6 separate regions of the Homo sapiens genome follow, and regions 1, 3, 4, 5 and 6 are each linked to region 2. Evidence: chromatin loops called from intact Hi-C (ENCODE). Cell type or tissue: heart left ventricle. All regions are shown on one strand. Links, peaks and the distances in the headings refer to the core of each region. The heading gives the core; the rest is flanking DNA.

Region 1 (5,177 bases), core at 1-5,000, 520 kb after region 2:
CTCAGCAGTTGTCTGCTCACATACGGACTCGGTCCTACGAGTATTTGTTGAGCATGCACTTACCCACGTGCCAAGTCCCATGCCAAGCAAAGGAGGCTTATTACCACCAAAAAGGAGTAAGAAGTGTCGTTTAAGATATAAACCACACAGGTACTGTAATGAAGTTATACAGATGTTACAGAGCACCTAAGATTCTTATGAGAACTTTAAAATATGCAAGCTTACTTCTCTTTAAAGTGAAAGTTAAATGAGTTTCCGTCTCTACAAAAAAAAAAAAATTAGAAAATTAGCCAGGCATGGTGGTGCACAGCTACCCTCCCAGTCAATAGGCTGAGGCGGGATCCTTTGAGCCCAGGAGGTTAAGGCTGCAGTGAGCCATGATGGTACCACTGCACTTCAGCCTGGGTGACAGAGTGAGACCCTATCTCTAAAAAATAAAAATAAAATGTTTAAAAAGTGAAAGTTAACACAGTTCCTTCACTTTCATTACCTCTGTCTTCACCAGATCACCTTCCCACCAATACCCTTTCTTTGGAAACTGAGTGAGAGCACACTGCAGAGGTTAACCAAGCTGAACATTTCTTGTGACCCCAATATTGTACAGCAAAGTGCTAAGTGATTCTGCAGTCAAGGGTTACATGCAATACATCCTCAATGTTGCCTCACATCTAAGAGCATAATTAATAGCAGTTTTATGTTCATCTTCCTTCCTACTCAACCATTACACACCAAGTCAGTGTAGTCGAATCCAATCCCTTTGGATACTCCAAGAAAAAAACCTCTCCTCTTTCAACCGTTTCTCCTAATTCTGTAGTAATATAAGGAATGCATTCCAAGTTTTTAATATTACCAAGGGCCAAAAACAACTCTACTGTACCCACCACCTGTTTGTCACCTTAACCTTTTTAGGTGGAATAGATTAGAAAACCGAAGAGCCACACTACACTTATTTCAGCCAAGGACTGAAACTGGAGCCTGCCACAAGCATCTTCTAGAACAGCTCCAACAGAAGGATCCAGGAGATGGGCCACCAGCAAGTCATAGTGGAGTCCAAACAAGTGTGAAGTGAGAGCGAGTCTTCAGCATGGGAATGGCCGAGTGGGTCGTGGTGACCAGCTGCCTTCCTCTGACTGTTAAGTACAGCAGTCTCAACAGTAACAATGACCAGGCCTTCCCTTTATTTAGTTCCACCTCGGGGCATTGGCGCATTAAGAATGTCCCTCTAAAGGCATATGTAAGATAAAGCACACTTCGCACTTTAACCAGTGACTAAGGGAGATCAAAAGCAGGGGACAATACCCACCCGGAATTTGCGACCTCGCGAAAACGCTCTCACCAATCCCGCAGGTAAGTGCGGCGCTGGCCCAGGTGTGCCCAGCTCGACTCGCGTCCACCTGGGACCAAGCGGGCCCAAGAAGGCCCGGAGAGCAGGCGAGGGCGACTGTGGCCGGCGCGCCCCCCGCAGTTCCAGGCGGTGGCAGGAGCCTGAGAGCCGCCGTCCCAGGCTGGCCAGGCGCCCGCCCGCCCTGCGCGCACTCCCTGGGCTCCCGCTCCCGAGGCTGGGCAGAACTCGCAGAGGAAGACAAGGGCAGAAAGCGGGTGGAGGGAGGCAGCGCTCGCCCGTCCGGGCACACGACACTTGTCGGCTGAGGGGGACACGCGGGCAGACGGGGGCGTTAGCCCCAGAGGAAACAAAAGCCAAATGCCCACCGCCGGGCGCTCGATGGCCGGAGGACTGCCTGGGGGCCCTCAGGAGTCCCGTCCCGTCCCGCTCCCCCGGTCCCAGGCTGCGCTGGCTCCAGGGCGCCCAGGTAGCCGCGCCTGGCACCCCGACCCTGCCCTCGCGGCTGACCGAGGCGCCGGGCTCTGCGGCGGCCGCGCCCGTCCAAAGTAGGCGACAAGTGAGGCAGCGCCTCTCGCGGGGAGCCCGGCGCGCGCCCCGGCGGCGAAAGAGAAAGAGAAAGAGCCTGGGCCGGGACCGGGGCTATCCCCAACCGCCACCGCCCCCACCGGCCCGGCCCTCGCCGCGGGAGTCGTGCAGGCCCCTCTACCTGCCCGGGGATGGGGCCACCCCGCGCGGCGGCGGCCGTGGGCACCCACGCGGGCTCGCGACCATCCCACGCGGGCGGCGGCGTCCTTCTTACCCCCAGCGGAGCGGCGCCTGCCCGCAACGCCGACCGAGCTACAGGCGGGGGGCGAGTCGGAGCGCGAGGTTCCGCCAGCCCAGGCTGCGGCGCCGCTGCCCCGCGGTGCCCGGCGGGAGGGGCGCGAGGGTGCACGCGCGGGGTGGGGGCGCGGGAGCCGCCCCCTGCCCGCCCCGCGCGCATGCTCCCGCCGCACCTGCCTCGCTCAGTGTTCCACACCCCGGGGAGCCGGGTGGCGCTGGGCCCGCCGAGGTCGGGGCTTTCCCATGGGAGGGAGGTGGCTGCGGCGGAATTTTCAGATGCGTCCTTCTCTGTATTCGTTCCCTGGGAAGGATTCCCCCAAATCTTGGCTACTTCCTGCCTGCCAGCTTGCTCCCTGGCAGCGAAGTCCCAGTAGCTCACCCATGCTTCATCCCAGCTCTTGGGGTTCACCGTCTGAAGGCTCTCTCCTCCGGATCCCTCTCGGTCCTGCTGCTCGCTCCGATTTTGCAACCTCCCCCACTCCCCTTTCCTGCTCTTGACTTTGCTACTCACGAGTACCTGGATACCATTTCCAAATAAAAGAATACTCTTTCCAAGTGGCAAGCAGTGTTTACTGACCCTGTTCTAACTGCTTGGAATTGAGCAGGAAACAGGAGCTGGGTAGATCCTGCCCTCATGGAACTTATGGCCTTACTGGCTAGCTTTGGCCTTTCTCAAAGCATTGTCTCCCAGTTTGGGAGGACTGTATTAAATCATTTATTTTGGCTTACAAATAAAGGTAGCTGATAATTGAAGACTATATGTTGTGACTTTTGAATGAAATGTTCTTTCATAGGACGCCTTGTGTATAAACCCTAGTATGCAAATAATAAATAGTAGGTACTAAATAAGTATTAGTTTGTTGCTTTCAGCAGGAAATTGAATCATTTAGCAGGATTAACAATGATACCATCCAAAATGATCTTTTTGGTTTGTCGTGGGCTACCATAAACAGAGAATGAAAACTTGCTTTTTAGGTGAGACTGGGCATTGTTGAAACATAATTTCGTGTCCTTACTGAAAAGAGAAATATAAACCCCTTTGCTAATGAAGTTTTTAAACTAGGAACAATGATCATAGAAATTTGTAAGTGCAAACACACGATTTGTGTTCTGTGCTCTAGTCAGTTAAGAAAAATATATTAGCCAGGTATGGCGGCTCACATCTGTAATCCCAGCACTTTGGGAGGCCGAAGAGGGCGGATCACTTGAGGTCAGGAGTTCGAGACCAGCCTGGCCAACATGGTGAAACCCTGTCTCTACTAAAAATACGAAATTAGCTGGGTGTGGTGGCGGGCGCCTGTAATCTCAACTACTCGGGAGGCTGAGACACTAGAATCGCTTGAACCTGGGAGGCAGAGGCTCCAGTGAGCTGAGATAGTACCACTGCACTCCAGCCTGGGCAACAGAGCGAAACTCCAACTCAAAAAAAAAAAAAAGAAGAAGAAAAAGAAAAACAAAAAGAAAAAGATATTAGAGACAAAGAGAAAAAGAAAGAAGTAGAAGACCTCAGTAGCGAGAGGAAAACATTTGAAACTCAGTTCCAACCAATTTTAACATTGTGCTAAGGACTTACAGTGTTGCATTACTGTGACAATGGGCATGCCTGCAGGTACCACCTTTGGTTGGATACTTGTTCACCAGATTGGATGAAATTAGAACGGGACTCAGCAGGTGAGAGTTCCACCTCCCTGCTACTCACAGGAACACGGATACCATTTTTGGTGAAGGATAAAGTGCTTCAATTATTGCAGTGTATCCCCAGTCCATCCCAGAGGTATTTATTTATCATTGGAGATTCTAGGTATTAGTAATAGAGATATCAAAATGTCCCCAGCACAGAAAGAGTTAAGTGCACTTCTGGTTCCAGGAGCCCTTCAGAAAAGTGAATATTGATGTTATAATATATGAAATCAAAGAAGAAAGCTGGATTGAAATCCAAATAAAGTGAATTTACATCAGCTTATCTTCACTTCTTGGGGGGAAACAATTGTTTTTATAACATGTTTATTGACTATATTTGGTTTAAGTTTATGAAAGCAGACACACTGTTTTCAGGGGCTGGGTTTACATAAGGAAAAGGATACACCAATGAAACAAGTTGAAACAGGCAGGAAACCTCATCTACAGCTACTTAAATGTAAGTGCATAGGTGCATAGTGCTGACAACATATGATTCTGTTCAGAGAAGCTGACATCTGTCTTAAACTACACTGTTATTCAAATTTTATGGAAATATAAGCAGGAACGCATTAGTACACTTCTTACAAAATTTTTGAAAGCTGTTGTAGTAAATCCCTTTTATCTGAACGGCTGCAGATTAAAATGAAATAGCCATATTGTTGATTTTTATAACTTTGCTAATGATCCATCATGAGCAAAGGGGTTTATAGCATTGGTAGTTGCTAGGCATTTTACTTTTATAATTCAGTTGAATCCAACCAACTCTCAATGCAAAGTTGACCAGATAGACAAGGATGGTTTATTGTTAAGATAGAAATTTCTGATGGCATGATACAGAGAACCCCTTTCTGGAGGTCATCAAAACATAACAGGCACAGCAGTCCTATAATGTGTCCATCTATTGTCAATGAAAATGAAACTTTCCACCTGCTAAGATAGTGACTGGTTTTATCCAAGGAACTCTCCATTTTAAAAACTTCGCTAAACTTGTTTACATTTTTCTGGCTGGTTGTGTATGTTTCTTTTCTTTACTTTTCTTTTTTGAGACAGGATCTTGCTCTGTCACCCAGGCTAGAGTGCAGTGGTATGATCATGGCTCACTGTAGCCCCCACCTCCCAAGCTCAACTGATCCTCCCACCTCAGCCTCCAGAGAAGCTGGGACCACAGGCATGTGCCACCACTTCTGGCTAATTTTTTAAATTTTTTTGTAGCGATGGAGGTCTCACTGTATTGCCTAGGCTGGTCTCAAATTGCTGGGGTCAAGCAATCCTCCCCGCTTAACCTCCCAAAGTGCTGGCATTACAGTCATGAGCCACAAGGCCTGGCCTA
Region 2 (5,323 bases), core at 251-5,250:
TGATCCTACTTCAATAGAGTTGCTGTGAGGATTCACTGAGATCATGTGTACCAAGCTCCTACAATAGTACTGAACCCACAGTAAGTACTGAGTGAAAATTAGCATTATTGCAGATTTCTGCTCCTATGAAAGTTACGATTGTGAATTACTACACTTATACACTTCCTCTGAAGTCTAAAGAAATCACAGGCTCCTCCCAAGATTTGGAAAATTGAGCTCATCTTTGTCTATCTTCAGAAAAAAAATCTAGTTAAATTGTTCAATGGTTAAGTTAGATATTATCTGATATGGAACTAAGTTTGTGAGATATAAACAGTATTCTGTCCACCCCTCCTTAGTTAAGCTAAGAGGTATTAGCTTTATTATTTGCTAAATGTCACTTAGCATTTGATAAATGTAACATTTACAGTGCATTCTCCGAGGACTGGAAACAGTATTGTAGAACACCAGAACCTGTTTTCCCCTTGAAGTAACACGCTATCTCAGTATATAAATTACCCAGTACCCAAGGTAATGGAGAAGAAAACCTAAGGAAGTTTGACATTTACTTTGGAAGTGTGATAAAGCAATTGAGACTGTTGAAATTTAACACTACCTTGAGGTCTTATTACACTTGCATGTCACTCCTTAGTGCAAACTCACTTTTGCTTTATAGAAGAGCCCAATATATTAATCTACAGCCTTAAAGTGAGTTACCGGTTTAATGCAGATCCAATCTGAGAATAAATTAGGCCCTTTTAAAGTGTATTACAGAATGTTGAGCTAATGGTAATTGACGACGTATATTCACTCTTTGCCAAGTTGTAGGTACAAATGTGATATGATTACATCCAGGACAAGAGCCTGAATTTAAGTAAGGCTTTTAGAGCTGAAGATCATAGAGATTATATCATCTACCAGAGGCCCAGAGGGATTAAGTGATTTGTCTAAGGTTATACAGATAATAGGTGGATATCCCAGATTTCAGACTAGACTTTCTTGAGCTCAAGTTCAAGGAAGGTCCATTCTTCTACACTATGCATTCAGCAATATATTACAATGGTAATAATAATTACAATAACCCCCATCTATTGAATACATCCTGTGGGCCAAGGGTTCTGGTAAACTCCACACATATAAACCCTCCTCTGACCCTGACCCTGTTCTATTCCTCTCATAGCTCCATGAGATATGTCTGGTTCTCTTCATTTTACAGAAAGATGACTGAGACTCAGAGTTTGTGACTTGTACAAGGCCTCACAGCTAGGAGATGCCAACAGCTGGGTCCAATCTCAGCTCGGAATCTGCACTCTGTCTACAGGACTAGCGCTTTGCCCAAGGAGACCAAAATGAAGACATCTTGTCTCCTGGTCTTGAAAATTAACTAATTCACTTTTAATGACATCAAGTGTAAACAATCTACCAAATTATTAAAACATTATCTTTTTGTCTATGTAGGCCATGGATCAAGACCATTAACTTATAATCAGTGATAGCCAAGAGGATGGGAAGAGAATATTAAGCCTGGTGCTCTGCAAATTAATACTTGCAGGTAAATGAGAAGTATCATAGGCATATTACTATTTACTTAACGTTTCATTCTATTTGAAAGAGAAATTCCCAAATGTTAAATACTACCCTACATTTTAAGCTTAAAAATACGCTGGACATGCGACAATGGTGCTGAGTACTTTGGGGGAAGATCACAACAGTCCTGGTAGCAGTGTCACAGCAAAATATTTCAGAGGTACCAGATGAGCTAGCTCCAAGGCAAATGAGGCAATATTATGTTTAACTGTTTGTTCGGAAACTTCTTTTATTAAAAAAGATTTTAAATATTAATGCTATTTTCAATACAGGTGTGATAACACTCAATAAAGCATGGTGTACTTGATATAAATTTCGGAATGTAACAGTCCATCTAGTTCCTGGTCCCCTCCAGTCTCCACCACATAGCCTAGTAGCAAAACGTACACACCCGTTTAAAAATGAAGAAGCTTTTGGGCATTGGGTGAGCACAGTGGGGTGGGGCAAGGAAAGTGCTCGTTCCTGAATTATTCATGCTTTTGGCTTTGACTTCAGTTAGTAACATCAATTCTAAGAGAACTGAGACAAACTCTTCTATGTTCCGCAAAGGAATGGAGAAAAAAGCCTGCCATTCGCAAGCAGCTGTGGGCAAAACCAGCGCAGAGTACAGGGGTCGGGAAATGAGGGATTAAAAAAAAAAGTCGGAGTAAAGTGCACAGTTACTGTCAAAAATATATTATTTTGATCCTAAGAAAATTAAAAGATTTTATCTAATGGACTAGATTGCTGACCTTTTAATACATTTGGTTTTCATTGAACATACAATCACCATCGGACATAAAAAGACTAGTTTGCTTAAAAAAAAAAATCCTTGGAGTTATCTACAGGAATCTTGTGGACGCAATTCAAGGATAACATTCTGCAGCTCTTTGGATATTGAATGATGTCCTCGGATCAGTCCACAAAAGAAACAGGGACCTGTTAATGCACTGATTCAAGTGGGCGTTTCTCCCATTTTCTCTTTCCTCCTCCCCAACCCACCCCTTTCTCTAAATGCCTGTGCTTTCCAGTTCTTCTTCTACCCCTATGGCATGAGACCTGGAAATCATGATGAGTTTCTCCTTGTTTGTAAACTGCCTCTGCACCGGCTGAGGTTGCTCGGCCGTGGGTGGCTCCTGGCTGGCACCCTCCGGCGAGCTCTGCTCCGCACCCAGAACGGGGGCGGCCACAGCAGAGTCTCGCGTTTGACCAGCTACTGCGTCCAAGACCGACTCGGTGGAGGTGCCGGCCTCCCGCAGGGGTGTGTAGCCCTTATTGCTGCTGGATGGGTCATCCGACTGGGAGCTCCCGGAGTCCCGCCTGGTGGGGGGCGAGCCCTCCAGCCGCAGGGGTGGCGAGGGGGAGGCGGCCTTGGCCAGAGGGCTGGAGTCCGGGTCCGCACTCCCCGGGGAGGGCGGGGGCTCGGGGGACGGCGGCGCCCGGTAGTCCGGGAGCCCGCTGGTGCTGCGGCGCCGCAAGGCCGCGTACCTGCCGGTCCTGGGCAGGCGGCCGCCCTGCCCCCTGGCGGCGCGCGCCGCTACCGCGCCCTCGGGCTCCTCCGGCTCCCGGCGCGCCCCGCGCATGCTGCCCTCTGCGCCGCGGAGGTTGGTCATGCTCAGGTCGAGCTCGCCCCTCGGGATCTCCTGGGAGCCGCGTTCCCCCGGAGGCCTCTGCCAGCTGCAGCTCGCGCCCTCCGCGTCCCCGCCCCTATCGCGGCCCCCTTGCAAGGGCAGCAGCGCGAAGGCGCTCAGCGAGGAGTCCACGAAGGAGCTGGCCGTGCTCTGGCGCCCCCAGCTCTCGGGTGGGCTGCAGGGCGCCGGACTGCTGCAGCTGCTAGCGGCTGCGGCGGCGGTGGCAGCGGCGGCCCGGCGACTGCCTGCCACGCCCGAGCGCTCGCGGTAGACGCTGTACACGGCCTCGGCCAGGCTCGGGGGCTCCCGCGGACAGCGCGGGGAAGAGGCCAGGTCCGGCGGGGACGCGGCGCCCCGAGGGCGGCCGCCGCTCGGCGCCGCGGGGTGAGGAGGCCACGAGCCCTTGGCCAGCATCGCCGCCGCTCCGAAGGCGTCCCCGGAGCCACCGCAGCCCCCGGGCTTCAGCTCCAGGCCCCGCGACTGCACGTAGCTGAGGAAGCCGTTGAGCGGTATGGCCCCGGGGGGCGCCGCGGCGGGGGCAGACGACGACGAAGAGGCGGCGGCGGCCGCGGCGGCGGCCGCGGCGGCCGCCAGGTCTTTGGCGCGGAGGCTGTGCACGTCGATGACGGTGGAGTAGAGGTCCCGCAGGTTGATGATTTTGGTCTTCTTGTCCCGGTTCTCGTGGAGGACCGCGTTTGCGCAGATGAAGAGGAAGATGCCGATGCCCATGATGAGGGGCCCGAAGACCTTGAGCTTGTCAGAGTGCAGGTAGCCAGAGAAGATGCGGAAGAAGAAGCCCACGGACGTGGAGGAGGAGGACGGGGAGGCGGCTCGTGCTGGAGGCGTGCTCCTGGGCGCGCCCGCGGAACTGGAGTTGACACCCCCTGGAGCCCTAGGGTGGCTCCTGGACCGGTTTTTGCTGCCACTGCTACTGCTGTTGGCCGTGGTTGGGACCCGGTGGCTGCTGCCCGCAGGCGGCAGCTGCTTACCCCCCTCCCGATTGGTCCCGGTGGCCTTGGGCCAGTAGCCCACCACCGCCATGGCTATGCCCACCAGCAGCACCAGGATCCCACAGAGGGCGATGAGCCCTGAGATGGAGCACAGCTTCAGCTTGCCTTTCACCACCACCACGTCGTTCTTGCGCCTCTTCTTGGCTTTCCGCTTGCGCTTGGGTATCTGGCTTGGGGGGCGGAGTGGATCCTGCTTTCTGGCGGAAATCCTTAGCAGGCCGCCGGTGGCGATCATGGCGAGCTCCTGGAGTGCAGGACTAGCCTCTGGGATGGAGGCTTGCACAGGGAGGGCGCCAACTGCCCACTAGCTGCTCAGCCACCTCCTCCTGCTGCAAAGCAGAGGAAGACAGTCAGAGGGTGTCAGCTTGGCTGCAGTGACATCTCACGCTGCAGCTGCCCTACTCCCAGATCCCACTCCGTGTGTGCCCCCCACCCCAGGGCCTTTATCCACTAACTGAAACAAGGCCGTGTACAGAGGCTGGAGCCAGGTAGACACTAGGGAAGGGAAACGTTGTTGCAACAACTAATAGGTGGTTATAAAACATTGCAATAACTAATATGTGGTGATAAAACCATCTGAGAATATGCCTTCTTCTCCTCGCTCCCCACCCATCTCCTCCACACACTCCATGGTAATATGAGGGTTTGAAATGAACAATGGAGTTCCAACCATTAGTAAAACCTAAATGTAGGGACTCAAAGTAGTGGTTAAGGACCTCCCTGTCAAGATTCTTTCCCTCAGTCCTTCAGGAATTGGAAGATTTTTCAAGGGAGCTGTCACAGGAGTTTCAAGTCTCTCTAAGCTGGGGAATCTGTCAATGTGTGGCCCAAAGTCACTAAAACAGTCAGGAAAGTTACTACTGTATAAAGACAAAGGAATTTATTTCACTGGATGAAAATCAAAGGTCATATAATGGCAGGCAGGCGGTTTATTTACTTCAGATAATTAATAGAGAGTTCACCACTGGGGAAGCAGCAGAGATATTGCAATACTCTGACAATAAATCCCTTCACAAAGTTGTCTCCCACCTATGCCTGTTCCTACAGCTATGTGCAGGCAGATCCCTTGCACAGCCTTCTTCTCTCCTCTCAGCAACATCTGGACAGCTTCTTGGGGTGGAATATTTAGTTTTAGGT
Region 3 (5,323 bases), core at 148-5,147, 430 kb after region 2:
TATCCTTTTGCTTCTAGTCAGATGATATTTATGTCCTTAAGACAGGCACTTATGTACTAAATTCAATAACATTACATTCATTTTGTAGAATGTAAATACAATGTTTCATGCCTAGCTTCTGGTAATACTCTGAACATCTATGCAAATGAACAGCATAGACTTGATGCCTGTAGCGAAGTATTATTGCACAAGACACAAGCACTGCCAAAGCTGGCCTGACTTTCACGACAAATAATACCCCATGACTTGTCAAACTGAAATCATCTGGCTACTGGCATTTTTCTCCTCACCATCAAAAATGATCTGCCTTGATAATCCCTGCAATTATCTCAATAACCTTGATTTGTTTAAAACAGCAAGAAAGCCTGAATTCACATTATTTTATATCAGGAAAAAAAAATGAAAGTTTTTACACTGAGGAGAAATTTCAACATACAATTTGGTAATAATGAATTTCCTCTGAATTTAGAAATAATAAAGCAAAAATATAAAAGTCACCAAACAATCCATGTAAGATTTTGCTGCCAGACAAAAAAGGAATCAAATACAAGAGACCATTAAATACATAGGAGATGAATGTTATACAGATGGATGGCAGATGATAGATAGATAGATAGATAGATAGATAGATAGATAGATAGATAGATAGTCTAACACACAGAAAAACAGACTTAAAGAGAGATTTTGTATAATCCTTTATAATGTCAATGCAAAGAGCATATTCTACTCAACCGAATAGGACATTTCTTTTGAAATAAACCTAACTTGATGTCCTTGGCATGGTATCAAAATACATGGATTACTCTGACTGTCCATGATATATGGCCTACTCCCAGGAAGCCCCAAATGTCACATCAGCCACATGTCTCCTTGTTGAGCTTTGAAAAAATATATAAAGTTTTTAGAGTTAAAAAAAGAATAATGTCAAATTATAAAACACATCAAAGAAACACATTATCCAGGGAAAGTAAAGGTATATACCAACTAGACTGAGCTGTGCCCGGTGTCCTCTGGCTTTGTGACAATGCCCGAGCACCACCTACCATAGACAACGTGATGTTCAGTGATTTTAATTAGAGAAGCTTCTAAATAGTGTTTTAGATTTAAAAAACAACATAGATAACTACATATAAATGATTTGTATTTCTGTATAAAAATTGAAAATAGTGTACTAATTTTTCAATTTAATCCTCTAAATGAGTTTAATTTCCCTTCATAGTAGAATTATCTGTCTGCATGTTGCCAAATACTAAGGAGATAAATTAGATTGATACTTAGAAAGCATCTGAATACTTCAAATTGAAGGAGTCTATAAATAACTAAAATAATTCACTGTCTGTCTATGTCAAGGTGCTATTTGGTAATTCTTTCAAAAACATTTTAATGATCATCTATTAACCACCAATATAGTCACAGGTACCTTGAGGAATATGAAGCTGATTAATCACACACCCGCTAAAGGGAGATAAGTATAGCAGCCACATGTCCTGGATAACCCAAGGTACGTCTGTCTTCTGCCACTCATCCTGGCATAAGGATTAACAGCACTGCTTTCACTCCCCCAAAATATCCCAGTTTAAACAATAAATCATATTGGTACCATATAGGTAAGAAATATACATAAATGAATAAGAAATGTAATACATGCCATTAAAAAATTACAGAGTGGCCTGGGTGTTCACAGGAGGGACACTATGTCTAACGACATGCACAGTGAAAGAACATTTCTGCTGGTTCTAGGACACTGCACAGATCTTAAATGAATTTATCACCAAAATATCGAATACAAATTTCTGATCACTGAACTGATTTCCCACTATTTCAAAGATACTGCCAGCCTAGAATTTATTCATCCAGTTGATACTCGATGTTAATAATTCATAATGTTTGAATAAATTAATAAATGATTACAAATGAATGCATTTTGATAACTTATGCATGAATAATTGATCCTTCTTAATTGTATTAATAGTAGCTAACATTACTTGAGTCCTCATGTACCAGGCATAGCTATCAGTCCTCTACGTATACACTTTCAATTAATACTTATGACAGCCCGACAATATGTGTACCACTGTCACCCTCATTTCACAGAAGAGGAAACACCAAGGGGTTAAGTAACTTGTCCAAGGTTATGCAACAGGCAAGTAACCAGACAGTACAATTCTGGGGTCCCTCTTTGAACACCATACTATGCTGTAGCTTTTTTAACTATATTGCAAGTTTAGTTATCTGAAACTTAACCACTCAGTACGCTAGCCAAATCCTTGCCACACACAATGATTTAAGTCAGAAACTGACACCAAACGTCCTGTGGGAACCACTCGCCCTCATGTGGAGCCTGTCTGCATAGTGGCTTCATATTGTCACTTTCCTTATGTCATGGCAGCCACCTACTCTCATTTTTTAAAAAATTTTGCCTTTATTACCTATTTTGGAATCTTAAAATATTAATAGTTAATTATGTATTAATTCTGCACCCATAAGTCTTGCATAATACTTTATGAGAATAGCACAGGAAGTCCCAAGATTCAGGGTCCAAAGGGTATCAACAGAGGTTGTCTGCAGCTCAGAACTTTCTAAACAGTTACGTCACTCTCACGGAGTCCATGCCACTCCCCTGCCACCCCCATCGGAGCTAGTGCTGGTGCCTACTGCTGGGAGACATAAGGAAACAGTTACGTCACTCTCACGGAGTCCATGCCACTCCCCTGCCACCCCCATCGGAGCTAGTGCCGGTGCCTACTGCTGGGAGACATAAGGACAGGTCACATCACTGGACCCCTTGCAGATAATCTTCACCAACAGCCTGAAATGTGGCAGCCCTATGGGGTGGCTACACCCAGAGGAATAGCAGTGTTCACAGTGGTCTGGCTCTCAGGGACACCAACTCCTAGGGGAAGGGGAAGTGCACCACATCAAGGGAACACCCCATAGGACAAAAGAGTCTGGATACCAGGCCTTGAGTCCCAGAACATTCTGCTCACGGGAAGTTTCTTTCAGCAGAGGCATTAGTGCAATGCTGGTGCTCGTGAAGGGTCTTGGAGAAGGGGACTTCTTTTCTCTCTTATCCATTACTGCAAACACAGCTGGGGCTTCTCCCACAAGAGCTTGATATGGGTGTATCTATAGACAGCCTTTCTGGAACACTTTAGGGTGACAGCATCCTCACATTAGGAGTGCCCTCCAGATTCAGGCTTACACAAGAGGTGGTCACAACTCCTCTCTACTTGGAACATCAACATTCCTAGACATGAAAACAGGTGCCTGTCTGATAGGAATAGCTGGAACATTGGGTCAGGAGTGCATCTGGGAGTTGGATCACTTTCCTGCTGGCCTGGCAGAAGAACTAAGGTGGCTCCCACCCTTCCCCCTGATGAGACCTCAGTGTTTTTCACTGAAAGCTCCCCCAGCCACCTCTGTCAGGGCTGGGACATCTGCCCACTATTGGGTACTGCATTTAGCCACCTGCTTTAGCCACAACCAGTTTCTACCCAGGGATACTTCCCATACTGGCCTGAAGCTTTAACTATTCAACCCAGTAAATAAATAAAATACTGGTACAAAATAAATAAATAAATAAATAAATAAATGCACACTGTGGGGAAACAAGATAAGCTTCAAGAGATCTCTGCCATTCCAACCCCATAGGAGATGCTGAACTTGTTCACACACTGAGCACATTGTTACTACAAGAGGCGTCTGGGAAAGCCACAATACAAAGATTCACTATAACCAAGGAACCCATACAAATTACTCAGTACTAAAAGCACTAAGAGCCAAATTAGGCTATAATAAACTATAAACATGTAAGTCACATCCTTCTGAAATACCAGATAAAAAATTCAAAAGGTTGATTACTAAGCTACTCAAGCAGATACCAGAGAAAGGTGAAAACTAACATAAAGAAATGAAAAAAAAATTCAAGATATAAATGAAAAATGTTATAAAGAGATACATATTTTAAAGAAAAACCAATCAGAACATCTGGAAATGAAAGACACACTTAGGGAGTTTAAAAATGCATGGGAAACTTTAACAACAGACCTGATCAAGTAGAAGAAAAAATTTCAGAGCTCGAAGATAAGGCTTTTGTTCACCCAATCAAACAAAAATTTAAAAAATAAATAAGAAGGAATGAACAAACTCTCCAGGGAACTTGGGATTATGTAAAAGGTCCAATCCTAAAAATAACTGGTGTTCCTGAGGGAGAAGAGAAAACAAAATGTTTAGAAAAATTACTTGATGGAATAATAGAGGAATACATCCCTGGTCTTGCTAGAGATTTAGATGTCCAAACACAAGAAGCTCAAAAATTCCTGGGAGACTCACTGCAAAAAGGACATCACCAAGGTATATAGTCATCAAGCTATCTAAAGTCAACATGAAGGAAAGAATTCTAAGAGCAGTGAGACAAAATGCAATAGGTAACATATAAAGAAAAATCTATCAAACTAACAGCAGTCTTCTTAGCAGAAATCTTAAAAGCCAGAAGGAATTGGGATTTTATTTTTAGCCTCTTTAAACAGAATAACTGAGAGCCAAGAATTCTGTATCCAGCAAAACTAAATTTCAAAATGAAGGAGAAATAAAGTCATTTTCAGACAAACAAATGCCGAGGGAATTTGTCAGTACCCCAGACCAGCCCTACGAGAAAGGTTAAAAGGAGTTATAAATCTTCAAACAGAAGCTCAGTATGCACTAGAATAGAATCTCTTGAAAGCATAAAACTCACAGGGCCTATAAAACAATAACACAATAAGAAAACAAACCATCTAGGTAACAATTAACATGATGACTGGAACAGTACCTCACATCTCAATATTAATGTTGAAAGTAAATGGTGTAAATGCTCCACTTAAAAGATACAGATTGGCAGAATGGATAGAAAAATCATAAACCAAATATCTGTATTTTAGAAACCCACTTAATATGTAAAGATTCATATAAATTCAAGGTAAAGTGGTGAAAAAAGATATTCCACACAAATGGAAACCAAAAGCTAGCAGGAGTTACTATCCTTATATCAGATAAAACAGACTTTCAAACAACAATAGTAAAAAAAAAAAAAAAAAAAAAAAAAAAAAAAGACAAAGAAGGTCATTATATAATAATAAAAGGATCAATCCAACAAGAGGATATTACAATCCTAAATTTACATGCCCCTAACTCTGGAGCTCCCAGATTCATAAAACAATTACTATTAGACCTAAAAAATGAGATAGAACAGCAACACAATAATACTGGGGGACTTCAACACCGCACTGACAGCACTAGACAGCTCATCGAGACAGAAGGTCAACAAGGAAGCAATGAAATTAAA
Region 4 (5,323 bases), core at 248-5,247, 170 kb after region 2:
CAATGAATTTATGGAGAAATGTCTGAGTGCTGGTCAGACCTTTATATATAGTGTGCCTTATTTTTAATGCCCTTTCTTATGCACTCAGCTGCTTTGAGAGGTAGAGAAAGGCTCTCTATGCGACAGGCAAGGAGACTCAGGCCCACCCCCAGGGCTCAGCCACAAAGCGAGTTTGTGGCTGGGCTTAAAGTCAGGTCTCCAACCCCACTTCTAATGGCACTTTCCGTGAAACCACACAGTCAGTTAACTCCGTGGGTGTCCTGATGAAATGGTAGGCCATGGGGGAAAAGCTCTGGATTTGCAGAGGTCACTCTAAGCTGCAACTCTGTCATTATTGAGCTGTGTGACGTTGGGTAAATCACCTGCTCTGCAGATCAAGTGCCTCAACAGTAAAACAGAAACCACAATCTTTCAGAGGAAAAATGGGACAGACATGAAAGTAATTTATAAATGAAAACTGCTAGATGAACATATTGTTATTATCAGTATTACTATCATAGTGAACATATTAAGAAAACAGTTATTTGATGCCACTGCTAATTTTTCTTTTCTTTCTTTCTTTCTTTTTCTTTTTTTTTTTAAGATGGAATCTCGCTCTCTCATCCAGGCTGGAGTGCAGTGGCACAATATTGGTTCACTGCAACCTCTGCCTCCCAGGCTCAAGCGATTCTCCTGCCTCAGCCTCTCGAGTATCTGGGATTACAGGCATGCCACCACGCCCAGCTAATTTTTGTATTTTTAGTAGAGATGGGTTTTTGCCACGTTGGCCAGGCTGGTCTCAAACTCCTGACCTAAGGTGATCGTGATCTGCCTGCCTTGGGCTCCCAAAGTGCTAGGATTACAGGCATGGGCCATTGCGCCTGGCCAAAAGTATGTTTTTCATAATAACAGAATAAAAACTAGGCAAGAGTGTATAACAATCTATCACCACTGGGGAAAATTGGTTTTTATTTTTTAATTATCTCTTTCTAAAGGCAAATAAAAGAGAAAAATGTCATCAAAATACCTATATCTAAAAAACTCAGGAAACTTCTCTCTCTGTTTAGTTTCTACTTTCTTTAAATACTTCTTGTTTACTTTATTAATTTTTTTGTGATTATTTTATAATCTGACTTTTTCTGAACCTCAAAATCACTGAAAACTTGGCAGTCAAAATGTGAAGAAAAAAATGCATCAACTAAAAAGTATTCAAAAAAAGAAAACAAATCAACAATGAAAAACATTAAAAAATAATGAACGAGGGAGAACCACGTAAATAATAGAAGAAAGAGTTGTCTGTGCTAATAAATAAAGTCCATGACAAAAATGATACACGGTGTACCCCCACAAGGCAGCAGTAACCATAGCAACAAGACAAGCAGTGTACTCAGAGTGACTCAACCAAATACTTAACATATATCAGGTATAGTTCCTAAGCCTATTTTCATATGGTATTGAAATATTTTATGCCCCTTCCTTATCTAAAATTGCTCATAATAGCTATTCCTTTAATTTATAAAGAGATAAAAATTTCTTGTGTCTTAACTTTTGTAATAATCAACATGACTTAACTCAAGTATGCTGGAACCAGCAACAACTCTCATTTTCTAGTTCTCAGTAATGAATTTCAGTTGAACTGAAACAGATTGTCCAATGATACGTGTGGGAATCAAGACATCAAATCCTGATTCTTCTCCTTAGACATAAGGTGCTTGGCATTACTATTTATAAGTTTTATCTCTTAGAAATTTAATGAAATGTCAAAATAGCAGTGCTGTCTGGGTAGAGAATCCCAGGGCAATCTTTGTCTGAAGGTTTTTAAGAAAAGGAATTCCACGGCCTCATTCTCTACATTGCTCCAGTACCCTGAACCTTCTACCTAACACTTTTGCTGCATCCTTTAGAACAAGCCTTGAATTGTTCCTCATTGTCTGTGTCTTTATGGAGTATAAATCTCAGGTTTAGAAAACTTTTTCGTACAAAACAGGCCTGTCTCCCCAAGGAGACTATGAATCAGGGAAGTTTTTGTTTGTTTTTGTTGTTTTTTTTCAAGTCCACGGTACCCATAATCAAGAGAAAAAGTGTCTCACACTATCAATCTGATGGAGGGATGCAGGGGCTTTCTCTCTTTGATCCAAGGTATATTTGAAGGTAAAGGTTCTTTGCTCTGGCCTGGGGACATTTCCCTTTAGCACTGCAATTAGAGACAAAGAAGACAAAGCCTGGCAGTGCTGTGGGAGGAATGATGAATAAAGGAGAGAACTGCTTTACTTTGGGGGGCATCCTCTACACCCATAAATAATCCGTACATGTTCATAGACTCTAAGGATGGAAATGCCACATCTTTCAAAGCCAACATGCATGTTAATCTGATACCGGGAATAAGGTGAAGTTATTACAATTCCCTATCACCTTGCCTGGAATGGTGAGCCTGGAATCCAAGAATCTTAGAAGCCAGTTTTGGCTCCTGAGAAAAATACTGTGCAGTGTTGGAACACAAAGGTGCAATTATTCCAGTAATAAGATCTGCTTCTCCGGTTGTCTCTGGGCTGTCCACTCTCCCACAGCTCTGCACAGTCAATAGCCAAGGACCCTCAGCTGACGGCAGGTGTCAGATTACTATTCCAGCAGCAGTGTCAGAGGGACTGATTACGCATCTAGTCTGGAGTGATGTGGAAAGGTGAAGCTGCATTCTATTATAACCAGAGACAGTGTCAGTATGGAGAAGAGGATGTGTCAGAGACAGACTCCAGTTCGAGAGGGTTATTTCTGGAATACTCCAAGGAAGCCTCTGGCGTGGCTGCCCACATGCACCAGACTTGTTGCTGTGGAATGTGGTGTTCAGAGTTGTCACTCCCTCAAGCCTTGTACCTAAAAATAAGTATCTACGTATTAAAGCAGGTTTATTTTTACTCAGACTTTCTTATTCTTGCAGTATAACTTTTCTTCACATTTACAATTTCAAAATATTTTGTCAATAATGTTTATAATTCTTAAAAATCCATAAATCATAATCCATAAACCTTAAACCAAAGTCTTGTATTCCAGCAAGAAAACTGGCTTTCTCATTTTCATGTATTTCTGGAATTTGATAAGAAAAAATTTTGTATGAAAAGAAGGGCAAATGGATTTTTTTGAAGGATAATACAGAATATATTAAAAACCAAGCTAAAAAAAAAGCCTGATATCCTAGAAAGGAGACTAAGAGGGCACCCAGACCCCTCCACTCAGTTCCAAGAATCTTCTTCTCACTTAAAGCCTCATTGGCTGCTGTGATGACGCTTCTAGCAGAGCTGTGAGTGGAGGTGTTTCAGAAGATCTGTCAGGGAAACAAATTAATCATTTCAATCTTAGCACCTCCAAGCCTAGAGGCCATTAGAATGCCTAGAGGCCATTAGAATGGCAGCTGGTGTCTAACCTGGGATAAAGTTCTCTAGTATTTATTTTTTCTAAGTGAAGTAAGGCTAAAAGCTATCCATTGTAATGAGAAACTGACTACATTCTATTCTATCTTGTAAGCTTTTGTTATTAATATTTTAATTGACATCTAAAGAAAGTAGTAGAGTGCTGCAGGAGAGTATTATCAATAACAGATGCAATATCTGTGTTCCATAAGAACCAGTATCTTGTTTATGTTGTCTTACAACTCTATTGTCATTTATAATAGATATTTAATTTTTTCTAGGCTAAAATGGAGAATATTCATTACATACTCTCATTATGCCATCAGTTTCTTTTTCTTAATTGTCAGAATAGCATCCTTGAGCTATGTGGTTATCCAGCTCCTTCCCTTAGAATGATCTTTCAGTCCACTGCAAATAATTCCTTTCCTCTCCCCGCTACTCCAGTTTGTCCTATTCCTCTATGCCTAAAACATTAAAACGCATTCAGGTACACCAAATACTGCTGAGTCATTATGAAGATACGAAGTACTCGCAATCAGCTTTTTTTTTTTTCTTTTTAAAATTGATCTTTTATTTTTCAGGGCAGTTTTAGGTTTATAAAAAAAAAATTTAACAGACAGTACAGAGATTTCCCATATGCCCCCTTTACCCCTAATCCCATGTCTTCCCCTATTATTATCTTACATTAGTGTGGTACATTTCTCACAATTAATGTACCAATATTGATATATTATTAATATTATCAACTAAAAGTCCTTAGTTTACATTAGGGCTTTATATTGTACATTTCTATGGGTTCTGACAAATGCATAATGACATGTATCCACTATTGTCTTTTTGCTATCTCTGTAGCTTTGTCTTTTACAAAATATCCATATTCAAGTATATTGCATAGGCTTGGAATTATGTATGTAGCCCTTTCAGGCTGGCTTCTTTCACTTAGCAATATGCAATTAAGGCTCCTTCATGTCTTTTTGGTGCTAATTTCTTTTTATCACTGAATAATATTCCTTTGTATGAATATATCCACAGACTCACCTATTATCCATTCACCTATTGAAGGACATCTTGGTTGCTTCCGGTTTTGACAATTATAAATAAAGCTGCTGTAAACATTCATGTGGAGGTTTTTGTACAAATATAAGTTTTAAATTCATTTGCATAAATGCCTAGAAATGTGATTGCTGGATCATATGTTAAGTCTGTTTTACTTTCGTAAGAAACTTTGCAAGAAACTACCAAACTATCTTTCAAAGCGGCTGTACCATTTTGCTTCCCTACCAGCAATGGATGACAGAGTCCCTGTTGCTTCACATTAGTATGTCAGTGTTTTGATTTTAGCCCTTCTAGCAGGTTTTGTAGTGGTATCTCATTTTAATTTACAATTCCCAAGTGATATATGATGTTGATCTTTTAATATGCTTATTTATCATTTGTGTCTGCTGATATGTCTGTTCAGATCTTTGGCCTTTGAAAAATTGGATTGCTTTCTTACTGTTGAATATTAGCAGTTCTTTGTACATTTTGCGTACAATTCCTTTCTTAGATATATGTTTTGCAAATCTTTTGTTCCATTCTGGGACTCATTTTTTTCATTTGCTTAATGATTCTTTCATATAACAGAAATGTTTAGTTTTAATAAAGTCCAACTTATCTAGTTTCTTTTTCATGGTTTGTGCTTTCGGTGTTTATTCTAATAATCACCAAACTGAAGGCCACCTAGATTTTCTCCTTTGTTATCTTCTAGAAATTTTATTGTTTTGCATTTTACATTTAGATCCATGATCCATCCTGAGTTTGTTTCATTTTGAATTTGTTGCACTTGTTCTTTCTTTTCTAGTCTTCCTCTCTTTTTCTCCCTTCTCTGATTTTAATTGAGCACTTTATACGATTCAATTTTCTCTTCTCTCTTATCATATCAATTATACTTCTAAATTAAA
Region 5 (5,323 bases), core at 242-5,241, 340 kb after region 2:
GAAATCCAAAGAGGGACAGATAGAGAAACTCAAAGTATTTTGCCTGTAGCAGAGCATACGAGGAAGCAGTGATTCTATACAAGTGGGTAAAAAGAAATCAGCTTACATTTTAGTAAAGACTTAAAGGCCAAGTGGGGCTAGCCTGTCAGTCTGGAATAATGGGCCTGCCCAAGTGCTCAAGGGAAAGGTTAGGAGTGAAGCACAAAACTGGAGAAAGCTCCCTTCCAGAGCACCAAAGGTAAAGAAAAAATGTTAAGGCAGCACAAGGAAAATAAAAAATACATTAAGGGTGGCCAGGCACAGTGGCTTACACCTATAATCCCAGCACTTTGGGAGGCCAAGGCAGGTGGATAGGTTGAGCTCAGGTGTTCAAGATAAGCCTGGGAAACATGGCAAAACACCATCTTTACCAAAAATACAAACATTAACTGGGTGTGGTCGTACACACCTGTAGTCCCAGCTACTCAGGAGGCTGAGGTGGGAGAAGTGCCTGAGCCTGGGAGGCAGAAATTGCAGTGAGCCAAGGTCGTGCCACTGCACTCCAGCCTATCTAAAAAAAAAAAAAAAAAATTAAGGGGAACATAGGAACTACAGTAGACTTCTACTCAGAAACTATGCAAGTCAGAAGATAAGACAGTGACACCTTAAAAAAAAAATGAACAGGAAACCTTTCAACCCAGAATTATATACCCAGCAAAAATGTCTGTACAATGTTAAGGCAAAATAAAGGCTTTTCCAGGCAAATAAAAACTGACATAATGCATTTCCACCAAATTTAAGCTACAGGAAATTATAAAGAAAGTTCTTCAGAGAGAAGGAACATAACACCAGATGGAAATTTGGATACATACAAAGACATAAAAAGTGCTGAAAATGGTGAACATAAAGGTAAAAATAAAATACACCTGCTTAATATAAATCACTGTAAAAGATAATGTCCGCCAGATGTGGTGGCCCATGCTGTAATCCCAACACTTTCGGAGGCAGAGGCAGGTGGATTACTTGACGTCAGGAGTTTGAGACCAGCCTGGCCAACATGGCGAAACCCCATCTCTACTAAAAGTACAAAAATAGCTGAGTGTCATGGTGCACACCTGTAATCCCAGCTACTCAGGAGGCTGAGGCACAAGAATCACTTGCAACTGGGAGGCAGAGGTTGCAGTGAGCCTAGATCGCACCATTGCACTCCAGACTGAGGAACAGAGTGAGATTCTGCCTCCAAATAATAATAATAAAATAAAAAATAAACAAACAAAAGATAATGTCATAATCTAAAACAAATACGGTAACAGCCTTTACGAGATATAGAACATATAGAAGGTAAAATTGCTTTTACTTCATGTTTTCCTTATTTGCTCATTTTATAAGAAAAATAGTCATCTAGAACTAAAGACAACAAGAGGAGAAATGGCAGGAAAGAAAATGGAAATAAACTGTTGTACTATGGGAACAGCTATACTATTTCTCACACTGTGGGAAAAGTGATATAATAAAGTAGACTGCGATAATAGGTATATCATAAACTGTAGAGCAACTGATAAATATTTTTAAGAGGCATAATTAAAAAGTCAATACTGAAGGTAAAATGGAAGCATTAAATAATACCCAATAAAATCTTTAAAAAGTCAGGAAAATATTTAAAAAAACCAAAACCATAATGGATAAATAGAACACTAACACCAAGATGAGGGATTTAAATTCAGTCATACACATAAATATGTTACATATTTTTGGAAACCCACTTTAAATATAAATATACAAATAGGTAAATTGTAGGTTAAAAAGTATGGAAAAAGATATGCAATACAAGCATTAATCAAAAGAAAGTTAAAATGGCTAAAGAAATGTTACCAGGGATGAAAAAGAAAAATACATAAAAATAAAGGGGACAATTCTTTAAGAGAACAAAATCATTCTATAAGTGTGTGCACCTAATAAGAGTGCTTCAAAATATACAAAGCAAAAAACTATAGAATAAAAAGGGGAAATACACAAATCCACACTTACAGATGACTTAATCCTCTCTCAGTAATCAATGGAAAAAGTAAACAGAAAATTGGTAAGAACACAGAAGACATGAACAACACTCAACCGACTTGAACTAATTGATTATTGATGGAACACTCCACCCAACAACAGCAAAATACACATTGTTTTCATGGATGTGTAACATTCACAAGAAAAAACACATTCTGAGCCATGGAGGGGAAAATTATGTTTTAAAGAACTGAAATAATACAAAGTACATTGTTTGATAACAAAATTAAATTAGCAAAATTGAATTCATAGCTAAAACCTTCCCAGAAACAAAACCTCAAGCCCAGATGGCTTCACTTATGACTTTTACCAAATACTTCAAGAATAAATAATACTAATTTTAAACCTGCTGTTCCAGAAAATGTACACCAAGAGAGGAATATTTCCAATTCATTTGTGAGATCACCATTTTCTGATACAAAAACCAGTTTTAAAAATTAAGAAAAGAAAACTCCAGACAAATATCCTTCACAAATATGGGTGTTAAAATCAATAAACTGCAAGGAAATCAAATCATAACTCACTCCAGCCTAGAACTCCTGGGCTCAAGCGATCCTCCCACCTCAGTTTCTGAGTAGCTGGGACTGCAGGTGCATGCCGCCACACCTAGCTAATTTTTTTTTAATAGAGATATAGTCTTGCCATGTTGCCCAGTCTGGTCTTAAACTCCTGGCCTCAAGCGATCTTCCTGCCTTGGCCTCCCAAGATGCTGGGATTATAAGCATGAGCCATCATGCCAGGACAAGAACAGCTTTTTCAAAACTGACACATAATAGTTGTACACTATCTGATACAGGCCACCGTAAAGCTATATAAGCTTGACAACGTGGTATTAATGTAAAGTTACAGGCATAAATCAATAGAACAGAATACAAAGTCCAAACGTAGACCTAGACATACATTGTCAATTAATTTTCCATAAAGATGCCAAGGTAATTCAAAGGAGAACAAATAGCGTTTTCCACAAATGTTCCTGAAACAACTTGAAATCCATATTCCAAACAAAAATCAAACCTTGGCCCCTACAGTGCACCATATATAAAAAGATCTCATTGTAAAACTCACAAATATAAAACTTCACTAGAATAAAAGAAAATATTGTGAACTTCTGATAGGAAAAGATTTCTTAGTACACAAAAAAGCTGAGACTCATTTAAAAATTAATTAATTGGGCATCATCAAAATTTTTAAAATCTGCTTTTTGAACAATATTGTTCAGAAAATGAAAAGATGAACCACAGACTGAGAGAAAATATTTGCAAAATACATATCTGGTAAATAAACTGTCTCCAGAATATATTAAGAACTCTCAAAACTCAATAATAAGAAAAATAATTCTTAAAAAATGGACAAAAGATTTGAATACATATTTAACTCAAGGAGAGCATATAAGTACATGAAATGTTACTTAAGATCATTAATTATTAGGGAAATGGCAAAACAAAACCACAGTGAAACACCACCACACACTTACAGAAAAGCTGTATTTTCTCCTGCCGCAGGAGAGCCTGTGAAATGTCCCATCATGGAGATGCGGGGAGAGAAGACCCTGAGTGCCTCCAGGAGCAGGGCACATGGGGGTCATTGTCATGGACAAAGGATCAGAAGTGACATCAAATGCCTAACTTGAAGTTAGAAAGCAACAAAGCAATATCTTCAAAGCTCTGAGGGGAAAATATTTTTAATCTGAATTTTCTTCTGATGGAGAATGTGAGAGTGACTTAATACCAGAAACAGAAAACTACACAAGGCAAATAGGTAACTATTAACTCCAGGGAAAATAAAAGTGGTAGAAGAAAGAAAATGGAATCACAGGAAACTCTAAGCTAAAAAAATTTTCATACTTATAATAGATGCACTAAATATTTTTAAAATTAAATATTAATGTTGGAAGTTAGTGTTCGTGTGAATAGTAGAAATTAAGAGACAGTACTGGAAAATGGAGCTGTATGAACACATACTTGAGGAACACAGTGATAAACATCAAAAGTAACAGGCTTGCCCCTGTTGGGAAGAAGAATGCTGTTTTTTATCTATAAGACTTGTAATACAACTAAGTATGTGGGTAATTGTTTTCAAGTTTTTTTAAATTGTGGTTGTTTGGGTTTTTATTGTTGAGTTTTAGAAACTCTATATATACCCTGGATATTAATCCCTTATCAGATATATGATATGCAAATTTTTTCCACTCTGTAGGCTGCCTTTTCACACTGTTGATACTCATTGTCCTTCGATGTATGGAAGTTTTTAATTTTCATGAAGTCCAATTTGTCTATTTTTTCTTTTGTTACCTGTGCCCTTGCTGTCATATTCAAGAAATCATTGCCAAATCCAATGTCATGAAGCTTTTTCTCTACGTTTTCTTTTAAGAACTTCAATAGTTTTAGTTCTTAGGTTTTCTTATGTTTAGGTCTTTGATTCATTTTGAGTCAGTTTTTGTATAAGAGTCCAATTTCATTCTTTTCCATGTGAATATCCAGTTTTCCCAGCACCACTTGTTGAAGACTCTCTTTTCCCCACTGAATAGTCTTGGCTCCCTTGTTGAAAATCATTTCACCATAACTGCAAGGGTGTATTTGTGAGCTCTCTATTCTACTCCACTCTCTATTCCATCTCTATCCCCATGTGAGGACCACACTGTTTTGATTGCTGTAGCTTTTCGGTAAGTTCTGAAATCAGGAAGTGTGAGTCCTCCAACTTTGTTCTTTTTCATGATTGTATAGACTATTCAGGGTCCCTTGAGAGTCAATATAAATTTTAGGATGGATTTTTCTTTTTATTCTCAAAATGTCTTTGGAATTTTGATAAAGATTAAGTTGAATCTGCTTATATCGCTTAGGGTAGGTTGACTTTTTTTAAACTTTTATTTTAGGTTCAGGCATACATGTGCAGGTTTGTTATACAGGTAAATTACATGTCACAGGGGCCTGGTGTAAACATCATTTCATCACTCAGGTAATAAGAGAGGTAAAAACTATCCCAGGTAGATTTTCGATCTCTCTCCTCCCACTCTCCACCCTCAAGAATCCCCCCAGTGTCTCTTGTTGTTTTATTTCTGTCCATGTATACTCAATGTTTAGCTCCCACTTGCAAGTGAGAACATGGGATATTCTGTTTTCTGCTCCTCTGGTAGTTCACTTAGGATAATGGTCTCCAGCTCCATCCACATTGCTATAAAGGACATGATCTCATTCTTTTGGATGACTGTGTAGTATTCCATGGTGAATATGCACCACAGTTTATTTATCCAATCTACCATTGACAGGCATTTGAGTTGACTCCATGT
Region 6 (5,323 bases), core at 109-5,108, 79 kb after region 2:
TGAAATGTCTATTGAATCTGAGTTCTTTTCTTGGCAGTGCCCCACCAAGGCCCTGATGGTTCCACTTCCTGGGTGTCTCCTTCTCATCCACCTCTTCTCGTCTTATTCTCTACAGATCTGTGCAATTCTCATCTTCCTGAAACGCCATCTTCACAAAGTGACTTTCCGCATAAGAACCCAGAACGGCTCTGTCCAGCAGACTGTGGGCTGTGCACACTTTCTGCCCTGCCTCTGCGGCCTTTCAAACCAGGCCCATCTCCCGGTCCTGGGTTACTTTCCTCTGTGCCCAGGGCCACAATGAGCATGGTGGGCAGGAAGTCAGCTCATGGCCTGGTTCTGACTGTGGCCTGATGCAAGTCACTTCGTCTCTGGGTATCTCAACTTCCCCATGAGTAAAATGGGAAAGTGAGTATCCGCCTTACTGTCATTATATTCATATAGCTGGTTTATCATGATTAATGCCTGCACAGGGCGTGGTGCACGTCTGCCATCACTAAGTCTGTGAAACTCACTTCCATGCAGCCACCTCTGTTTCCCCATCAACTGAAATGGCTTCCCTTCTTTGTTTCTGATTAGATACATTCCATTTTTTTTCAAAATTCAGTTCACAATTGATTTCCTTGTCATTCAACATTCATTCAACACACATTTACCAGGTGCCTATTAAGTGCAGAGTGTAGTGAGGGGTTCTCAAGATGTCATGCCAAGTGAGTGCGAGGTCAGGCCAGAGTGCAGATGCCCTGCCAGAGGTGACCTCTGGCTCAGACCGAGGATCCGCAAGAGTTGGAAGTGAGCATGGAGCCCCAGGCTGCTGCTGGCAGTGGGCAGAGTGGGAGAAGGCGGGACTGTTTGAGTGTAAGAACAGGCCGGGGCAGCAGGACTCCCTGGGGCAGGAGGGGACGGCAAGAATGGCAGGACAAGCAAGGGTGGAAAAGGGGACTTGTGAAGGGCGCCAGGGGGAGCCAGGGATTGTTGTAAGCTGGGCAGAGACATGCCCAGAATTCTGCCTTCTCCACCACGTTCCTCACGATCTGGACTCTGTTGCTCTGCACACACAGGTGGGAATGGAACTGGGGCCATGATGCCAGGGGGCCATGAGCCCAGTGACAAAGAGGGCAGAGGAGACACACTCAGTGTCTCCAATTTCTGGGTGGGCTTTGGCCTGCCTGTTCCTTGGCCCAAGGCTGGGAAGGCGGACTTAAACCAAGATTAAGCTGACTGAAGTAAGTGCTCCAGGAACATTGTGTGACTAATTTAACTGCAGCTGTAGCTCTAATCTTGCCCTCAGAGTGACCCAGGGTTTTCCTTCACTTAAACAACAGTTTCTCTAAGGCCTGACTAGTAAAAACAGTATCTTTATCCAAAGGAATTACAGGTAAGTGGTATATTCCTTAAATAATACATTTTAAATATGAAGCATTTCTACAGCATTATTGTAAAGCAATGGGGCTTAACTGTTCCTTATTAATAACCAATATTGAAGCTAGGCAAGGTGGCTCCTGCAAGTAATCCCAGTGCTTTGGGAGGCTGAGGTGGGAGAACCGCTTGAGGCCAGGAGTTCGAGACTAGCATGGGCAACATAATGAGACCCCGTATCCACAAAACAAAAAAAATTAGCTAGGTGTGGTGGCACATGCCTATAGTCCTAGCTACTCAGGAGGTTGAAGTGGGAGGATCGCTAGAGTCCAGGAGTTCAAGGCTGCAGTGAGCTATGATCATGCCACTACCCTCTAGCCTGGGTAACAGAGCAAGACCTTGTCTCTAAATAAAATAAAATAAAATAAAATAAAATAAAATAAAATAAAATAAAATGTAAAATAACCAATATTGTAAGGCATGTTTATAATGAAATCTGATCCAACTTGCCCCCTCTGTGCAGCTTCTCATACAATGTTGTGACCAAATATACTTTATAAATGAAGCGAAGGTGGGCCTGCTCATCTTGTAGCTTTAGATGAGCAAACCTGCAGCAGGGGCCTGCTCTGCCATGAGTGTGCCTGGATCCCATAAGACCACAGGGCAACTGGCAAATGGATCCTTGAGGTGCAGGATGTCCTGGGCTGGGCACCTTTCCCAGAGCACACGTGCCTAGGATGCAAGCCTCAGATGCTTGCACATTTGTGCTTGCCCAAATTAAATCTCTGATATGGAATTGGAGGCTTAAGCCCCTCTGCTTGAATTAGCCCCAGCTGATAGCTCTGGGCCTCGGGGGGCACTGGAATAAGGCTGCGGAGGGGAGGTGCAAAACCATCTGGGCAAGTGGTGGGCTTTCCTCATCTCCTCAGAATCATATCTGGCTTCTCCCTCTAATTTAGGTTTTAAAGTTTACATGGCAGATGCGATGCCTAAGAGAAAAAGGGCGCTGTCCCAGACATCAAAGAATGGTCAGTGGGCACCTTCCGCCTATTTCTCAGCAGCAGGCACACCCCAGCCCTGGCCCCCCAGCAGCTCCACTCACCTCATCCACAGTCCAACGTGCCACTTGGCTGGCCCGGATGTCAGCCACGCCTGGAAGCAACTTGCAGTGTTGCTCCCTGCCGAGGGGAAGGTCCCGAAAAGGGTGGGCTGACACCGTGGACATGGACACTGACTGGTGAAGCACCTGCTGCGCCTGCTCCACCGAGTATTCTGTAAGAGAGGTGGGGTGGGGTGAGGCTCAGGCTCCCAGAGAGCAAGCACTGCTGTGTCAGCCCCGCAGTCCGGAGGGCCCAAGTCAGGGGACGGAAAGTGCAGACACCACCAGAACCCGCGTCTTCTGATCGTACAGCATCACCCCCAAGCATACCCTATGCCACCAGTCTGTTTTTGAGCAGTGGTCATAGACAGATGTTACCCATGCCCAGAAGACTGTGGCTGTGTGCCAGCCACATTCAAATAATCTCTATGAGATGCTGTTTGATGGCCAATGAAGGGCTCGCTTGTCACTGCCACTGGCTTCTCTCTCCTTAAATCAGGAGTCAGAGGAATCAAGGAACCGTGCAGAATTTGACTAATAAGCAGATTGGCACACCAAACCATCTGGGATGTGTATGTACACAAAGAATAATTTCTTCCTGGAAACAGCCTCATGAGTCTCTAAAGACAGAATGAGCCTCAGTCCACATCTGGCTTCATAAATCCCCTGAGTGATACTGAACATGACATGTAGCAAGGGTCCCCATGAGAAGCTGGGTGATATCAGCTGCTGCTGCTGCAGATCCCCAGCAGCGCACCATGACCTCACCTGGGGTGACATCCTGTGGCAGCCAGGGACTTTGGAAAGCAGCGGAAGCTGAGACATGACCTCCCTAACACAGGCACTCTTAGATGGGGTGCTCTTTTCTGAGCAGCTCTGAATGTACCATGGTTATAAAGTACAAAGGACAATGGCTGTTTGTTTGCACAAGATTGGCTGCTGCAACCAAGGAGTGAGACTTCAACGGGATCTCCATGCACTTCAGCCCCACACTTATCAACAGCCTTCTGTGCTGGTTTCCTGTCTTCAAAAGTGACTTTAATCTTATGTTACATCTCAACATTTAAGGAAAAGGTCTCAATTCCCTAATTATTTAGTTTAAATCTACAAATGGATAAGGAGCAAAAATATTACAGAGATTTCAGAGAAAACCAATGCCTTTATAAGGACATCTTTTAAGATACTTTCAACACACATTAGCAAAATAAAACTGCTGATATTAGAAGAGACTTTGAAAAGACCACAAAAGGAAATGTTTTAAGCCCTCCAGAAGTCTACCTTTTATAATGCAAAGAGAAGGTTAAATAAGCAGTAGGCACATAATTTAAGGTCTATTATGATGGTTTTTGTTTTACTAACAGAATCTGAAAAACCATTATGCAAATATTTCCACCTCAAATTAATTACAGCTTTTAGTAGGTGAGGCTGACCTGCATGATCACAGTCACATATACTCATTAGTAATCAGAAAGGTTCTAAACTACGAGCGAGCTTGTCCATCACTGGGCTTCTCTGTGCAACACCACTCTCGTGGATCGGAACAGACATCCTCATATTTAACAGTGCTTGCTGTCTACACAGATAAAGAGACAGCAAAATTGCCAGCTTCTCCCCAATTCTTATGCTCCAGGTGCAAGCAGCAGCAAATTCCTCTCTAACTGCTGATTGTCCAACACTGACCTTTTTAGTATGTAAATAGGTTATCTCTTCTGTGTAGTTCAGCCAACAGTATGTAAGCCTGCAGGTTCTGAAAGGAAACTTCACATCTTCCTTGAAAAGGCAGTATGTTGGCAAATGTGAATGTTTTTTAATGAAGTTGTCAGGCTGGACAAGGGGCATGTACAAAACAAGCCCTTGAAACCCGGAGTGGGAAAGTCACAGGGTCAGTCTGCAGTTGCAGTGACACAGAAATGATCAAGACCTTGCTGGGAAGCCAGGAGTTAAAGCCCTGCACTCTTAGGGATTAAGACCTGGGCCAAAACTGGGCTGTATTCTGGAAAAGAATAACCACATCACTCAATCAGTTGTTTTTGCTGAAATAGTGTGGACTTAAACTCAACATATATGTATCTCAAACTCATGCCCTGGGTAAATTAATCATGCATAGTTTCCAAAATATATAGGACTCTGAAAAGACACAGTGAAAGAATCTTATATATTGGAAGAACAAATATGTCAAGTGATGGTGATTAGATTTCTGTGATTCCCAAATGAAAGCTGAAGTCATTAAAAATGTAAAAGAAAAAAAGACACACAAAAACCGGAAAGCTGTGTGCTCCCCAGCAGGAAAATTTCCCACACCATAATTCTGGAAGCAAATTATCTGCTTTGGGTGCTGGGGCAGACTCTTGGAAAGACACCTAATGTGTGGCTGAACAGTCCAGGGGCTCCTCAGTCCACTGCTTGCCACTCTCAGGGCTGGTTCTGGGCTCTGGAAGATGACAGATGGGGAATTCAGTTAGTCCAAGTAGCAAGATGGCCTTTAGGTCACAACGAAAGAGATGGAGTTCTAGCTTTATGCTGTGCATTTGAACTCAGGTTAGCTTTATATTATCTATGGCTTTTGAATACAGTTACCTGTGTCCCTATTAAATCAAACTATTTGAAGGGAAGCCTGAATAAAACTGAATTTGGGAGTGCAGGAAAGCTGTGGGGAATAGGCTGTATATGCCAAAGGGAGTCCTGCATGGGCACTGGGGAAAGACCTACAGGCACTTGCTGAGCTGTGGATCCCCTACCTGGGGTTCAGAGTTTTCACTAGGCATAAGGGCTTGTGTCTGTTTACAGGCAACCTCAAGTTCTGGGAAATGCTTGCCAGAATCTGTTATATGTTGAACACAGATAATGTTTTACTATTATCAATTTTAC

What was found. Peaks named below come from ENCODE experiments on the same cell type or tissue, not always from the same donor. Only the 100,000 strongest peaks of a DNase experiment are listed, where the experiment ranks them.
Region 1: a loop joins it to region 2, with 2.5 times the contacts of the local background. A loop is called at or near these places in 8 of 110 quality-filtered maps.
Region 3: a loop joins it to region 2, with 2.3 times the contacts of the local background. A loop is called at or near these places in 2 of 110 quality-filtered maps.
Region 4: a loop joins it to region 2, with 2.8 times the contacts of the local background. A loop is called at or near these places in 7 of 110 quality-filtered maps.
Region 5: it touches region 2 in a loop (4-fold over the local background); 15 of 110 quality-filtered maps call a loop at or near these places.
Region 6: a loop joins it to region 2, with 4 times the contacts of the local background. A loop is called at or near these places in 9 of 110 quality-filtered maps.

What each region holds. Positions count from the first base shown.
Region 1 is chr18:6,412,657-6,417,833 of GRCh38, forward strand. It overlaps L3MBTL4 (L3MBTL histone methyl-lysine binding protein 4), which reads right to left and starts at 2,255. Exons shown (of 19, transcript NM_001330559.2): 1 at 2,145-2,255. RefSeq lists a silencer at 1,758-2,297. In heart left ventricle, for the core only: a CTCF peak has its summit at 1,956; DNase peaks (open chromatin) are centred at 1,445, 1,975 and 2,335; H3K4me3 peaks cover 2,420 bases; H3K27ac peaks cover 808 bases; H3K27me3 peaks cover 591 bases.
Region 2 is chr18:5,887,643-5,892,965 of GRCh38, forward strand. TMEM200C (transmembrane protein 200C) reads right to left here. Exons shown (of 2, transcript NM_001395400.1): 2 at 1-4,515. The coding sequence starts at 4,421. The coding sequence ends at 2,556. It overlaps MIR3976HG (MIR3976 host gene), which reads left to right. Exons shown (of 10, transcript NR_172496.1): 8 at 1-80; 9 at 1,438-1,531. Among named protein-coding and RNA genes, the nearest start is that of TMEM200C, 5.2 kb to the right of the region's middle. RefSeq lists a silencer at 2,921-3,140 and an enhancer at 3,658-4,185. In heart left ventricle, for the core only: CTCF peaks have their summits at 3,101 (motif pointing left) and 3,311; DNase peaks (open chromatin) are centred at 3,159, 4,159 and 4,419; H3K4me3 peaks cover 1,378 bases; H3K27ac peaks cover 180 bases; H3K27me3 peaks cover 2,581 bases.
Region 3 is chr18:6,313,437-6,318,759 of GRCh38, forward strand. All of the region lies in intron 1 of L3MBTL4 (L3MBTL histone methyl-lysine binding protein 4), which reads right to left. Among named protein-coding and RNA genes, the nearest start is that of MIR4317, 58 kb to the right of the region's middle. In heart left ventricle, for the core only: a CTCF peak has its summit at 2,329; no DNase peak of the experiment used is centred there.
Region 4 is chr18:6,056,469-6,061,791 of GRCh38, forward strand. The region is part of intron 16 of L3MBTL4 (L3MBTL histone methyl-lysine binding protein 4); the gene reads right to left. Among named protein-coding and RNA genes, the nearest start is that of TMEM200C, 160 kb to the left of the region's middle. In heart left ventricle, for the core only: no CTCF peak of the experiment used is centred there; a DNase peak (open chromatin) is centred at 2,779; H3K27ac peaks cover 2,225 bases.
Region 5 is chr18:6,225,187-6,230,509 of GRCh38, forward strand. The region is part of intron 10 of L3MBTL4 (L3MBTL histone methyl-lysine binding protein 4); the gene reads right to left. Among named protein-coding and RNA genes, the nearest start is that of L3MBTL4-AS1, 29 kb to the right of the region's middle. In heart left ventricle, for the core only: no CTCF peak of the experiment used is centred there; no DNase peak of the experiment used is centred there.
Region 6 is chr18:5,966,935-5,972,257 of GRCh38, forward strand. It overlaps L3MBTL4 (L3MBTL histone methyl-lysine binding protein 4), which reads right to left. Exons shown (of 19, transcript NM_001330559.2): 17 at 2,459-2,628. The region is part of intron 1 of LOC121725015 (a long non-coding RNA gene); the gene reads left to right. Among named protein-coding and RNA genes, the nearest start is that of TMEM200C, 74 kb to the left of the region's middle. In heart left ventricle, for the core only: no CTCF peak of the experiment used is centred there; a DNase peak (open chromatin) is centred at 2,497.